2 separate regions of the Homo sapiens genome follow, and region 1 is linked to region 2. The links are chromatin loops, found by intact Hi-C in ENCODE. Cell type or tissue: MCF 10A. All regions are shown on one strand.

What was found. Hi-C counts contacts between places; a loop is a spot of excess contacts. Peaks named below come from ENCODE experiments on the same cell type or tissue, not always from the same donor. Only the 100,000 strongest peaks of a DNase experiment are listed, where the experiment ranks them.
Region 1: a loop joins it to region 2, with 2.8 times the contacts of the local background. A loop is called at or near these places in 4 of 110 quality-filtered maps.

The regions. Positions count from the first base shown.
Region 1 is chr1:152,950,179-152,958,178 of GRCh38, reverse strand. No RefSeq gene overlaps it. Among named protein-coding and RNA genes, the nearest start is that of LINC01527, 5.0 kb to the right of the region's middle. In MCF 10A, no CTCF peak of the experiment used is centred here; DNase peaks (open chromatin) are centred at 3,588 and 4,198.
Region 2 is chr1:153,029,778-153,037,777 of GRCh38, reverse strand. It overlaps SPRR1B (small proline rich protein 1B), which reads right to left and starts at 6,575. Exons shown (of 2, transcript NM_003125.3): 1 at 6,531-6,575; 2 at 4,878-5,451. The coding sequence starts at 5,432. The coding sequence ends at 5,163. In MCF 10A, a CTCF peak has its summit at 4,718 (motif pointing right); DNase peaks (open chromatin) are centred at 4,647 and 6,667.

The DNA of each region.
Region 1 (8,000 bases), 80 kb after region 2:
TGACACTTTCCTGATTGTTCACAAAGACAATAGCATGCACATATGCATATGTACACGCAGATGAACACATGTACAGGCATGAAGACATGCGTGCACACACACATATGCATACACACACACTTTGCTCTCAGGGTGCCAAGGCAGAGGACACCACCTAAATCTAGTCTTATGCTAAGAATGGAATAGGGAATTCAATGAAGACAAAAGGAATATGGCTTACTGCTTCCTGTCACTCTTAAAAATCACTGACCTCTCACCCTTTCCCATCAGAGAAGCCCTAGCATGCACACTTGTTTCACCATTTATATTTTATTTCCTCCAGGCTATGAGGAGCAAGATAAAGGCCATATGAGGAGCAAGATATGGCCAGCTCCACGGAGGCCATAACCTGCATCTAGGCATTGCATTAGACATACCCAGAGTTCCCTTTCAACTAGTGCAATGAAATGTAGATGAGAAAAACCTCAGCCCTGCCTGCCTTGGAAAATATTCAGCTTAGCCATGGGAACCATAGTCAAAAGGGTGGGCCTGTCAAAGATCAGATAGTTGTAGGTATGCGGCGTTATTTCTGAGGGCTCTGTTCTGTTCCATTGATCTATATCTCTGTTTTGTACCATGCTATTTTGGTTACTGTAGCCTTGTAGTATAGTTTGAAGTCAGGTAGTGTGATGCCTCCAGCTTTGTTCTTTTGGCTTAGGATTGAGTTGGCGATGCAGGCTCTTTTTTGGTTCCATATGAACTTTAAAGTAGTTTTTTCCAATTCTGTGAAGAAAGTCATTGGTAGCTTGATGGGGATGGCATTGAATCTGTAAATTACCTTGGGCAGTATGGCCATTTTCACGATATTGATTCTTCCTACCCATGAGCATGGAATGTTCTTTCATTTGTTTGTATCCTCTTTTATTTCCTTGAGCAGTGGTTTGTAGTTCTCCTTGAAGAGGTCCTTCACATCCCTTGTAAGTTGGATTCCTAGGTATTTTATTCTCTTTGAAGCAATTGTGAATGGGAGTTCACTCATGATTTGGCTCTCTGTTTGTCTGTTGTTGGTGTATAAGAATGCTTGTGATTTTTGTACATTGATTTTGTATCCTGAGACTTTGCCGAAGTTGCTTATCGCTTAAGGAGATTTTGGGCTGAGATGATGGGGTTTTCTAGATAAACAATCATGTCATCTGCAAACAGGGACAATTTGACTTCCTCTTTTCCTAATTGAATACCCTTTATTTCCTTCTCCTGCCTGATTGCCCTGGCCAGAACTTCCAACACTATGTTGAATAGGAGCGGTGAGAGAGGGCATCCCTGTCTGATCTTTGACAAACCTGAGAAAAACAAGCAATGGGGAAAGGATTCCCTATTTAATAAATGGTGCTGGGAAAACTGGCTAGCCATATGTAGAAAGCTGAAACTGGATCCCTTCCTTACACCTTATACAAAAATCAATTCAAGATGGATTAAAGATTTAAACGTTAGATTTAAACCATAAAAACCCTAGAAGAAAACCTAGGCATTACCATTCAGGACATAGGCGTGGGCAAGGACTTCATGTCCAAAACACCAAAAGCAATGGCAACAAAAGCCAAAATTGACAAATGGGATCTAATTAAACTAAAGAGCTTCTGCACAGCAAAAGAAATTACTATCAGAGTGAACAGGCAACCTACAAAATGGGAGAAAATTTTCACAACCTACTCATCTGACAAAGGGCTAATATCCAGAATCTACAATGAACTCAAACAAATTTACAAGAAAAAACCAAACAACCCCATCAAAAAGTGGGTGAAGGACATGAACAGACACTTCTCAAAAGAAGACATTTATGCAGCCAAAAAACACATGAAAAAATGCTCATCATCACTGGCCATCAGAGAAATGCAAATCAAAACCACTATGAGATATCATCTCACACCAGTTAGAATGGCAATCATTAAAAAGTCAGGAAACAACAGGTGCTGGAGAGGATGTGGAGAAATAGGAACACTTTTACACTGTTGGTGGGACTGTAAACTAGTTCAACCATTGTGGAAGTCAGTGTGGCGATTCCTCAGGGATCTAGAACTAGAAATACCATTTGACCCAGCCATCCCGTTACTGGGTATATACCCAAATGACTATAAATCATGCTGCTATAAAGACACATGCACACGTATGTTTATTGCGGCATTATTCACAATAGCAAAGACTTGAAACCAACCCAAATGTCCAACAATGATAGACTGGATTAAGAAAATGTGGCACATATACAACATGGAATACTATGCAGCCATAAAAAATGATGAGTTCATGTCCTTTGTAGGGACATGGATGAAATTGGAAATCATCATTCTCAGTAAACTATCGCAAGAACAAAAAACCAAACACCGCATATTCTCACTCATAGGTGGGAATTGAACAATGAGATCACATGGACACAGGAAGGGGAATATCACACTCTGGGGACTGTGGTGGGGTGGGGGGAGGGGGGAGGGATAGCATTGGGAGATATACCTAATGCTAGATGACGAGTTAGTGGGTGCAGCGCACCAGCACGGCACATGTATACATATGTAACTAGCCTGCACAATGTGCACATGTACCCTAAAACTTAAAGTATAATAAAAAAAAAGGGTGGGCCTATATGAAAGACAGATCTATATTTGTTTGTTATTTTTAACAAATTTTTATTTTGGAATAATTTTAGGTTTACAGAAAAATTGCAAAATAGTACAAAGCGGTTTTATATATCCTTCCAGTTTCTCTAATGTTGACTTTTTTCTTCTTTTTAAATTTTTAAAGGAATTTTATTTAATTTATTTTTAATTGACAAATGTGGTATATCTTTATTGTGTACAACAGAATGTTTTGAAATATGCATAAATTGTGGAATGGCTAAATTGAGCTAATTAATATATGTGTACCTTCACATACGATTTTTTTTTTTGTGGGGAGAACACACAATCTACTCTTAGTGATTTTCAAGTGTATAATACATTATTAACTGTAGTCATCACTTGTAGGATAGATCTCTTGAACTTATTCCTCCTATCAAACTGAAATTTTATATTGCTTTGACCAATATCTCCCCAGTCCTTCCCCAATGCCCAGCCTCTGGTAACCACCCTTCTACTTTCTGCTTCCATGAGTTTGACTTTCTAGATCCCACACATAAGTAGATCATGTGGTATTTGTCTTTCTGTGCCAAGAATGATCTATATTTGACTCTCAGCTCTTTCAGCTGGCAAAGTTTATAACCTCTTTGGTTCTTGCTTTCCTCATTTGCAAAATTAAATTTTTTACTTATATGGTAGTAATGTATATTATATAAGATAAGTATTAAGATCCCAGTATAGTGTCTTGCTTATAGTAGTAAATTGCTGCTTAAACACACATACACACACACACACACACCTGGCCCCGGAAGGTGGATGTGTTGGTTCCCTGGAGGGAGGAAAGTTAGTCCTAAGCCCGAGTGCTCTTCAAATACAGATGCATGTTTTAGCTAAGCTTTCTCTACGCCTCCATGCAGAAGCATCTGGTGGCCTTCAACCCCAGACTTACCTCTTTTAGGGTTTTCCATGATGATGAATCATTAGGCGAAGAGATTAAACACAAAGATTAGCGTGAGTCACCTCATACAGAGTCAGAACTGAAAGAAGCTTAGAAATAGTTCAGGAAGTCCAACATTGTCATGTACAGGTGAGGACACTGGGAAAAGGGAATGACTTGTCCTGGGTCCCGCAGAAGAACAGCAGAATAACTAAGACAATACTCAGCTCTCATATACTCTGTCCAGTGCTCCTAATTCAGAGCTCCAGTGTCTCCTAAGTCCACCGAAGATGAGCATTCATGTCACACACATCATCGGCCCTTGGTGGCAGAGGAGACTTGAGCCAAAGGGCTGCCTGGAGAGCCCAGGACAGGGAAAATGGTTCCCTTTTTATTTTATTTAAGAGTGAGATGGAAGCTGCATAGTCTAATTCCTGAGAGTTGACATAAAAATTCCAGAAGACAGAGGACCAAATATCAAGGGTCAGGAGTCTGGGGTAAAACAATGACTGTTCTCTGCGTATGAACAAGACCCCCAGACAACAATAACACACTTAAACATGGCATGCCGAACTGATAGCCCCAAAGTGACTGGGAGGAGTTTCAGCATAGGTGGGTATAAGCCACGCCCAGGGCGTCTTCAGTGCCAGGCATCTGTGATTCTCCCAGGAATGTCAGATTGCCAGGGCACACGTACAAACCTGCAGGAGATGGTGGAGCACACTGAAGCTGGCCGCACCCACAGGCAGGGCTTCCTTCAAAGGATGACTGACTGCCGAGTGCTGAAGCTTCATTGCAGAAATCCATTACCAGCTAGGGTCCCCCTGCTCCCCACAACCTGGGCATACACAGCAGGATGTGCATCTAGCAGTGGGGTTCCCTTTCCCTGGGGCTTGTGGAGGAGGGCATGAGGGAAAGATAGAACACCACTGCTGTCAGAAACTCTGAGCTTCAAATTTAGGACTTGAAGTTCAAGTTATTCTCATTTTTTAGCTTAGAAAGGTTAAGTTGGCCAAGATTAATACAAAAGTAAGGAAGAGGAGATTTGAGCCCAGGTCTGTCACACTCCAAGATGTGTAGGTACTCTCTTTCCTGCACCCTACCATGCCATCTTCCATGGAATTTCTTTGTTTGGAGCAGAATAAAGAGAATATGTATACAAGCACTTCTCTGATGAAGGCATACCCCCTTCGAAGCCCTCAGCATCACACTCTTCATCCTGAGACCTCTGTTCTGTGGAAATTTCACTCAAGCCAGATGGTGAGACATCCTTGCTGGAATGTGGCAGAGGCCTGGAGAAAGGGGAGAGGACAAGTCACTAGGTCACAGGAGTAGAGCTGGATTTGATGTTCTGGGGCCATGCTCAACAGTGGGAATTACAGTGTGAGTGTGTGTGTGCATCTGGGTGTCTGTGAGTGTGTGTCAGTGGGTGTAATCATACTTGAGTGTGATTGACCGCATGTGAGTGTGTGTTGGTGTGTGGTGAGCTCTCATGTGAGGGTTAATGAGCTGTATATTTGTGGGAATATGAGTGTATGTGGACAAACGTGTGAATGTGCAAGAGTGAGTGTGCACAGGGCTGATATTCAGAAGTTACATGCCGGTCTGCACAGATGTTACTGAATCCATGGTTTTAAAAATATTAAAAATATTTTGTAATAGGTGGCCAATGGCTGCCACACCAACTTCCCTTCCTGTCATGCCCTGGCACCACCCTGGTTGCTTACGCAGCCCCCCACACCATAAGGATATAAGGAGGCTGATGCATCCACAGCAGGGGGCCTCTAGGACTTGACCCCAGCTTCCACTCTCAACGCTCAATGTCAGTCTGAGAGGCGTAGATATTATTTTGATGTCTACATCAAATGATGTAAAAACATGCATGAGTATATTTGTGTACATACAAGTGTAAGTGTGTGACTGCGAACGTGCCTAGCTCTGCCTTTCTAGTGAAACAGTGGATGGTAAACTCTCAAAGGACAGGGTCCGGGCATTATGCTTCTCCTAGCCACTAGCAATGTAAGACCACTTGCTGTGTTTCAAAGAATAAGACCAGAGAGCCAGAACACACTGAGTTTGAACCTCAGTCCTACCACCTACAGGCCATTACCACTATGAGCAAATAAGTGATTTTGCTGATCCTCAGTCTTCCATCTGTCATGGCAATAATGACACCTGCCTCAATAGGGTGGAACCACCATGCAATAGGCTAATGTGCATAAATGCTGGGCAACTTCCCTGTCGGTCAAATCCCTGCTCCTGTAGGTGCTTCCTTGGCTTGTCAGCCTCAGCATGCCCTTCCTTTCATGTGTTCTCCTGGTGGGCATCATCTCCTCCTGGTGATGTGTTGCATCCTTATTTTCCTTTGAATGTTGTGTGCATCTGTGCTGCAGAAGTCCCCCACATCTTACCCTGGTAGGAGCCTTGTAAATGTCTGGTTATCTCAGAAGCCTCCAGGGAACATAGCCTGCCTCAAAAAGACACAGCTCACTTTACAAAACAACAGGTAAAAGTCACCATGAGCCATAACCACCCAGGACTGCCTTGAGGACATGATTCATTGTGGGCACGTGTCACAAAGGTGAAGATTCTGGAAGAGAAGGGCAACCACCAAATGGGGTACTTATACTGTAGACTAAATCTTGTTTCCCCATGAATACCTGCTCAGACCCTTTGCTCCACTTAACAGATCCTTGTCCCTTCCCTCAATATGTGCTCTGCTCCCTCACACTTTGTGTCACTGAAGATCTGGAGCCCATGTCCTGAGGCTGGTGGGATAAGGGGAGCGTGCCGTCTGCAGGCTTGCTGCTTGATCAGGACCTGGAGAACGGTCATCAAAACGATAGCTGAAATCTATCCAACACCTCCTAGGGTCATGCTATGTTTTCTTCTTCATTTCCATTGTCTCATTGAACACTCCCCACCCCCATCAACCCAAAGAGGCAGTTGTTTTCCCACTATACAGATGAGAAAAGTGAGACATAGAAAAGTTATGTGATTCGTTCCAGGTCACATGCAAAAGAAGGGTGGCTCTGGAATCCAAACTTAGTGTGACAGGATTCAAAGAAGAATCAGCAAGGTCACATACTTGCAGTCTTTTTCTCGTCTAAGGACATTTCTAGATTATGGCTTGCTCACTCTCGTAGCATGTGTGCACACACGGATGTATCCATGCACATGTGCACACCTGGAGATTATGATAATTAGTAGAGGAGAAAATTAAATGAAGCCTAGAGAGGAAAAACGGAACCTCGTGTTAAGTTGCTGAATCAAGTAGGGTAAGAGCCTATATGAGAGAAATCTGGGAAAGATAACATATGGAACTAGAGCAAAGAGACATTTGGAGACTGCTCAATGATATATCTGAATACGGGAAAATGTTTAAAACTTTACATCACTTCCTGGGAGTTCAGTTAAGATTTACTTAACTTTTCGCTGGTTTTCTGTATCTAAGACTTGAGTTTCTGATGAATGCAATATCTTGGGAAAAGAGTTAGGAGAAGTAGGTCACAAAAGTGGAGCCATCCCCCAAATTTCTGTGGTATACAGCAGATGTGAGCAGCCGTACTTTCCAACCACTTGGTCCTGGGGCTTCGATATATACCGGAGGGCTGGCCCTCCTGGGCACACCTGGATCCCACAGCATTGGCTCCTGCTGTATCCAGTTCTGGGATGCTCTCTGTCCTAGCCAAATCCTACTGTCCTTCCACTAGAAACTGCACCTTCTCTAGGTATTCATCACTGAACAGGCAAGTCCCTGGGAGCCCTGTGGTAGGTGCTATGACTACAGAGAGGACCAAGTTCTCCTTCCTACCCTCAACAGCTCTTACTGTTCTCATTCTGTCTGTCTCCTCTGAATTCTGAGGGCATAAGTGAGGTATTGTACCATCCATCATCCCTTCATTAGATGCTTCCTTGTCTAATTGTTCTTTATAATCTTGGGTGAGACCCAGAACCCTGTGTATCTTCATAGTGTCCACCACATTATGAGCAAACAAGAGAGGGTGCTTAATAGGGGTCCATTGATGCATGGTGGATGATGGATAAATGGATGGATGGATGGATGAATAGATGAGACCTGAAAGGCGCAGAAAGAGGTATGATGGAGGAAGAAGAGCACACCCGTCTGGGAAGCAATGGTAAAAGTTTTGGTTTTTAACTTTGCATTCTCCAGTGTCTGTAACATATGTTGGGATAATCTAGATTTTTAGTTTATATTATTGTCTTCTCTGGCTTTGTTTGCGTACTTCTGCTGGTTCTCAGTGGCTTCCCTGGTGCCCAGAGGCATGAAAGGGGAGGCAGGTATAGGAGGAGATTCTAATATATCAATCTGTGGACTATTTTGTAAGAGAGGGGTCTAGTGGAGAAACTTGGGAGAGGGTATTTGAAATAGCAGAAACCAGAAGTTTGGATTCCCTGTGGGTCTGCATTATTTGGTCACTTCAATCCCCCAGTAATTTAGAGAATTGAAAGCAGGA
Region 2 (8,000 bases):
GAGAATAGAGGGAAACCAAAAATCTGCAGAGTTGGGAAACTCAATTACTTTTAAATAGAAAGAGATAAAATCGAGAATAATTTTGAGAGACAAAAGTTCATTAAAACTCAGGTTTGCACTTAAGATTAGATTAAGTTTTAATGTCATCCCACCTACGTTTATTTTTCCAAAGAGTGTCAAAGAAGCCACAGTTGAGGAAGACAGACATGGAAAAAAGAAGGAATAAATAAGCACAAGAATTTCATCTGCGAAGGAAATGAAGAAATGTGGGTATAGTTACTAGCATATAGAACTGGCTAGAAGAAAATAGATTAGAAATCTACTAAATTTTTGAGGAATCATATTCCCAAAGTAATCAAAAGCTAGATCTTAAAACAAAACAAAAAGAAATGAAGCAAAACAGCTTTCCAAGAGCCTTAAACCACACTTGGTTAGAAAGTGAGCTGATTCTTCCAATCCACAGACATGGAATTTTTCATTTGTTTGTGTTATCTATGATTTCTTTCAGAAGTGCTTTATAGTTCTCCCTGTAGAGATGTTGTATATTCTCCCTTTCGCCTCCTTGATTATATGTATTCCTAGTTATTTTTTTTTCGGTGGCTATTGTAAATGGGATTCCATTTTTGATTTGACTCTCAGCTTGAACCTTATTGATGTATACAAATGCTACTGATTTTGTACATTGTTAAATTGCCATACTGCCCAAAACAATCTACAGATTCAACACTATTCCTTTCAAACTATGAACGCAGTTTCTCACGGAATTAGAAAAACCTATTCTAAAATTCATATAAAACCAAAAGAGAGCTCAAATAGATAAAGCAATCCTAAACAAAAAGAACAAAGCTGGAGGCATCACATTACCTGCCTTTAAGCTATATTATAATGCTACAGTAACCAAAACAGCATGATACTGATACAAAAACAGACACGTAGACCAACGGAACAGTATAGAGAACCCAGAAATAAAGCTGTACACCTACAGCCATCTAATTGTTGACAATGTCAACAAAAATGACGAACATGTAAGGAGCTGTCTATTAAATAAATGCTGCTGGGATAGCTGGCTAGCCACGTGCAGAAGAATGAAACTGGACCTCTATCTTTCACCACCTGCAAAAATTAACTCAAGATGGATTAAAGATTTAAATATAATGTCTCAAATATAAGAATCCTAGAAAAAAACATAGGAAACACCATTCTGGACATTGGTCTTGGGAAAGAGTTTATGAGCAAGTTCTTAACAAGAATAGCAACAAAAGTAAAAATTGACAAGTGGGACTTAGTTAAACTAAAGAGCCTCTTCATAGCAAAAGGAACTATCAACAGAGCAAACAGACAACTTACTCAATGGGAGAAGATATCTGTAAATCATCTGACTAAGGTCTAATATCCTGAATCTAAAAGGAACTTAAACAACATAACAAGCAAAAACCAAATAATCACATTGAAAAGTGGGCAAAAGATATGAACAGACACTTCTCAAAAGAAGACATAGGAGTGGCCAAAAAACATGAAAAAATGTTCAACATCACTAATCACCACAGAAATGTAAATCAAAACCGCAATGAGATACCCTCTCTCACCAGTTAAAATGGCTATTATTTAAAAAGTCAAAAAACAGCAGTTGCTGGCAAGGCTGTGGAGAAAACAGAACATTTATACACAGTTGATGGGAATGTAAATTAGTTCAGCCATCGTGGAAAGCAATTTGGAGATTTCTCAAAGAACTTAAAATGGAGCTACCATTTCACCCAGCAATCCCATTACTGAGTATATATACAAAAGAAAATAGATTATTCTACCAAAAAGACACATCCGTTTGTATGTTCATTGCTGTGCTATTCACAATAGCAAAGTCATGGAATCAAACTAGGTGCCCATCGACAGTGGACTGGATAAAGAAAATGTGGTACATATACACCATGGAATGCTACATAGCCATAAAAAAGAATGAAATCACATTCTTTGCAGTAACATGGATGGAGCTGGAGGCTGCTATCCTAAGCAAATTAATGTGAGAACAGAAAACTACATACCACATGTTCTCACTTACAAATGGGAGCTGAACCTTGGGTACTCATGGACATAAAGATGGCAACAATAGACACAGGTGAGTAACAGAGTGAGAAGAGACAGAGGGGGTTAAGGGTTGAAAAACTGCCTGTTGGTTACTATGGTCACTATCTGGGTAATGGACTCATTTGTATTCCAAGCCTCAGCATCACACAATACACCCATGTAACAAACCTACAATTGTATACCCTTGTATTAGTCCGTTCTTGCATTACTATAAAGAACTACCTGAGACTGGGTAATTTATAAAGAAAACAGGTTTCAATGACTCACAGTTCCATAGGCTGTACAGGAAACATGTCTGGGAAGGCCTCTGGAAACTTATGATTATGGCAGAAGGCAAAAAGGAAGCAGGCACATCTTCACATGGCAGAGCAGGAGAGAGAGCAAAGGTGGAAGTGCTACACACTTTTAAACAACCAGATCTTGTGAGAACTCACTCACTATCATGAGAACAGCAAGGGCAAAGTCTGCTGCCATAATTCAATCTCCTCCCACCAGGCCCCTCCTCCAACATTGAGGATTATCATTCCACAGGAGATTTGGATGGGGACACGGAACCAAACCATATCGACTCCTGAATCTAAAATAAAAGTTGAAATTATAGAAAAGAAAAAAATAAAAAACTTAAAAAAGAAAAGTGAGCTGCAAAGCTTACCTAACCAAGAAGGGCGCAATCCACAATGCACACTTGAGGTTTGATTATAGAGAATAGTACTAAGAAAAGGACAATTCTACGGGTGGCAGAACAACGAATAGGAAAGTTAAAAGGAGTTCCTTTCAGAGAACAGAATCAATACCTTAAAAGGAACTTCTACCACTTCTGGTATATTGGAGTGGGAAGAGTGTGGCTTCACAATGCCTGCCCAGTTGGATTTCAGAGTACTAAGGCCTAGTGGCTGCCATGTGTCACCATTATCTTCCTTTGAACATGGTAGTTTTGATTTAGCTCTCCTGTACCTGCATTGCCATTGGATGCTGGGTAACAGGAAGAAATGGCCCATTTGTTTGTTTCATAATTTGCTGAACAAAAGGAGCCATAGGAAAATGTAATGGAGAGAATTTCATGTCATCTAGAGATCCTAGATTTTGAGCTGATGGGGACCATAAGGCTTTTTTTCCTTACGGGATTGTGTTCTGCTTATGAGACAAAGGAGCAGATGGATATTTGAGAACAAGAAGGCTATTCTGTGGCTGAAGCTTGAGGAGCTCACCCAAATCTCTGTCTTCCTCTTATTTCTAAGCACAGCAGTAAACGACATTTCTTAACTTTGTGAGGTTGACAGGGCTATGTGACCAAGTTCTAGCCAAGTCCATAAGAACTGAGGGGATACATGCCATTTCTTGTTCCAAGTGGATAAGTGCAGGGACACCTTCTCTATATTCAGTCTATTTCCCTGTTCTTGTGCTTGGATTCATAAAGCACAGCACTCAGAGATAGTGAGACCATAGGAAGGAAGGACTGTGTGTCTTCATGACTATGTGGAACAAAGACTTTACAAACCCATATTGGACTTTTATATGAGTGGAAAGTAACTTTTACTTGATGGAGCCCCAACAATATAGGGGGTGTTGTTATAGCAGCTGACCTATGCTGACTAATAATCGCATGATTACAACACTTTTTTTTCTGCTTGGTTAATTGGTTAGGTGCTAGAGGCACTTATATTTGGATATGATGGTAGATTTTACCTACTAATTAAACAAAAAAACCCTTAGGGCAATACAACATTTAGGGCAAATATTTTTCATATAGGCTTTGTAATTTTAAATAATGCAATCAAGTAAAAATGCCGTGATCAAAAATATCACAATTTCTTGAGTTATACCAATGGCATGTAATTTTTTTATTATTTCATTTTGCATCCTAAGAAAAAGAATCTCTTTTATGCTACTGCAGAACAACTTGCTTTGTCTCCCAGTTACATACAAGAGCAACCTATTTTTCCATCAATATAAAAATATATGCATATATATATGAATACACTGTTGATAACTCTATCTTGTTTAATTTGACTTGAAACATGTTGATACTACAGGGAGAGGGGTGAGGGTGGGTTTTACAGTTCTCACTTCCATGGTTCCCACCTATGTGAAAGAAACAGTCTCCAAACTGGATCAGCTTTTGTGCATTACTCTGTGAGGACTCCAGATCTTGTGTGTGTGGTTGTATATGTGTGTATGTGTGTTTGAATGAGGGGTGGGGTAGGGAGTGAAGTATATCCCTCCAGGGCACTGTAAATGCCCCTGGCAAGCACCTTAAATCCCCTTTGTTCTGTTTCAGGTCCAGAGTTGGCACTCAGAAACTAGAAATGACTAACTGAGATAAAGAACGGAGTCTGTGCATCTTTGGAGGTGTTTGGAAATCTAGGTTGTAGATATCAGAGAAATGAGTGAGAAGGAGCAGGTTAGCATATGTAGGAACAACATTACTTGAAATAAACAGGAATTGGCTGGTAAGTTAGCAGTCTAAAAGCCAGATTTGGAGAGAAGGCAATCAGGATTAGTGAGTCAGAGTCAGCTTAGACAAGTGCTAACTAAACTCTAGCATGACTCACTGAGTTGCAAGAGGAGAGCCCTTTTCCAGCCCTGGATGCCCAAAGCAACAGCCTCTAGGTGGCATTACACAACCTCCCATAGGCAGCCCAGGAATGCTTGTGGGGGCAGCCCTTCACCCTCCTAATGTGAGCATCAGATGCCTTCTGGACAAAGCCCTTCTTCACCAACTCATCTCTGTGTACAGCTCCCGCTTCACGAGGGAAAGGAATGAAGTTGTAGAGTCAATGACACACAGTCAAGAGTGGAATTGAAAGTGAATTTAATGGGGGTATAAGGGAGCTGAATCATTTGCTTTCATCTTAAGTCTCTCTTCAGATGAATTCTGAGCAGCTGAAAACTAGCTCTGGTACTAAGACCTTCAGCTTCATTCAGAGACTCAGAGTGTGTAGGAAAGAAAGCTTCATAGCACATTCTTTTTTGGGGGAGACAGAATGCTAATTGCAAGGCAAATGGGACTCATACGCAGAATGGGATAGGGGATTCAGCATCTGGTGGCCGGCTCCTCAAGGGCATGGCTGTGGACCACATTACTTCTGCTTGGTCTTCTGCTGGGCTGGTGCTGGAGTGACTATTGAAGGGCAGGGCTCAGGCACCTTGGGGTGGCATGGCTCTGGAACCTTGGGCTGGCAGGGCTCGGGCACTTTGGGGTGGCAGGGCTCAGGCACCTTGGGGTGGCAGGGCTCCTTGGTTTTGGGGATGCATGGTTCCTGAGGTGGAGGCTGGCAAGGCTGTTTCACCTGCTGCTGCTGAAGCTGAGGGGGTGGGGTGCAAGGCTGCTTCTGCTGCTGGGAACTCATGCTGCAACAGTGACTGGTCCTGGACACAGAACAGATGATTTAAGCAGAGAATAATAGGGAAGAAGCCATGGTGAATACCACTTCTGGTCTCTTAAAAAGCTATGTTCTTTCCCCTTCTTGACCACAAAGAATACTTAATTTAATTTCTGAGCCTTTGAAGAAGAGGAACCTAAAGATGATTTGCTCTTGCTCCACTGGAGCAGGGCCTCTCCTGGTGCTCTCTTTCTTCCTACACAGCACAATAACAGGCTTCTAGCAGGAATATGAGACTCATAATACTGGACCATTGGAAATGTGAGGTTCTTTGGAAAAAAAAAACCCTAACAAATTAAATCTACTCACTCATTTCTGATAAATAGCATGGCTTATCATCTATTGTATAACTCTGACCTCTCTAGAACCCCAAGCAATCCCACCTGTGGCCTGGCTCAAGTTCTCCTCTGTCTTAAATGTTTTCCTTGTTCCTACTCATTCAAGCACTAACCAAACTCCACAGATCGCTTCATATGGGACTTTTAGTGGCTTCTCTAGAAAAAACCTTCCAGAAATCTCTCTATTCCCAAACTGTCACAGAACTTGCCCTAATCACCTGGCACTGATAAGTTACTGTTATACAATGCATTTTAGCTCTTATTTCCTGATTAAATTGTAGTATCATAGATGCTTAAATTATTTCTTTGCAAACAAATTGCCAAATATAGTAAGCTCTCACAAAAGTATCTGTTGAAAGAATAAAATTCTCTGTATTAAAATTATAAATAAGAAGGAATTATAATGCCAGGGTAAGTGCTGTGGACCTGGGTTCTAGTCATTATCCCATTACAAACTTACTATGGATCCTTGAATAAACCAACCCCCTTCTTGCTGACACAGAAAGAGTGAATGAAGAACTGATAATGTCTAAATTCTCTTCAAGCCTACAGTATGAACACTTTTAAAATGAAGATATTCCTAGAGGTTATAATTCAGTTGAACAGTCTGCATGGCTATGATCAAATTCAATAATGAGGGAAAAAAATACCAAGAATGCCAAGGAGACTCTAATAAAAATTAAATACCTAGAATGGATGCTAAAGAGTTCCAAGTAAAGAGACTCACCTGGTGTGAAGAGAGGAATACTCTGTATGGTCCCTTAGAACTGGTGTAGTGTTCCCAGCCAACTGGCTTTTTATGCATGGAACAAGCCCTGCCTCAAGGAAACAGGATCCATCTGGGCTGCTGTGCCTACATTCCTTACCTGTCAGATGTGATTCACCCCTCTTCCCTCACCCACCTGTTGACTCAACTTTTGTGATGAAACTTGTGGCACTTGCTGTCTGACAAGGATGTCACCTGGGCTTTATCCCCCTGAACACCCTTTGCTCCCAGGTGTAGTGTTTACAGGAAGGGTGGTGTGGGCTGAAAGAGAGAGAAGGAAGACATTCTGGGGCTGCTGGAACCAGAAACTGTCCTATCTTCTGGAAGAGTCTAATCCTCAGCACAGGTGACACTTGTAGGGCTGTTTAATATATGAAGTGGATGTAGAGATAAACAATAGGTATTTCTGGTTATTCTGGGAGGCCAAGGGCATGGTGGCTAGGTGAAAAATAGTAATATTCTGTTAATCCATCACTCAGTATACTCGTGCCTGGCAGGGGAAAGGAAAAACTAAAATGATTATTTCGGTTCTAAAAAGCCTTTTCTCCAAGGAGGAACTCAGGGTAAACAACATAGGGGCAGGCTGACCTCAGTCTGTGAAGGAGAGTTCGGAGCAGTGAAACTCTGGGAAGAATGGTCACGTTCGGAAGCTCTGGAGCAACCTGGCCCTTTTAGTCCATCCATTTATTCTGTACATTGTGACAGTAGGCCCTGAAGACCCTGGCTATCATGGGGAATCCCTTCTCTGCAGCCAACATGGGAAGGAACAAAGGAGCTGGGATTCCCTGAGCCCTTATATCAAAGTTCACTCTCCTCAAGATAAGATGAAACTTAGGTCACTAATCCAGGTCTACCTGCAGTACACAACCTGTTGCAAGTGTGGTTTTTGGAAAATCCAAACTATCCTTCAAATCCAGGTGTCGGATGGTCCCTCCCTCATTATTTTCACTCATCTAAATGTTTGTAGAGCAACTGCTGGCTGCACAGCTGTGTCACCTCTCATGAACTTGAGCCCAGGACCAGCCAGCTACCACCAGAAGTTCCTCTGCTTAGCCATTGTTCTACCTTCCATCTTCACGTGATGCCTGGTGTGTAGTAGCTGCTCAGAGAATTGACAATTATAGAATAACTGAATGAATGGAAGGATGGAGAGATGGGTGGATGATGTTATTCGTGAAGAGACGCCAGAGGCTGTTTTGAGAATTATCAGGAAATTTTTTTATAGGGGAAATCCTTCCTTGTGGCAGGCCTCATGGTATAAGCTGAGAAAAGCTGTAAGAGCTTAGCAAGAGACAGATATTTCTGTCATTTTATCCATTATGATTTGGCTGTTGCCCCACCCAACTCTCAGTTTGAATTCCCACGTGTTGTGGGAGGGACCCGGTGGGAAGTAATTGAATCATGGGGGAAGGTCTTTCCAGTGCTGTTCTC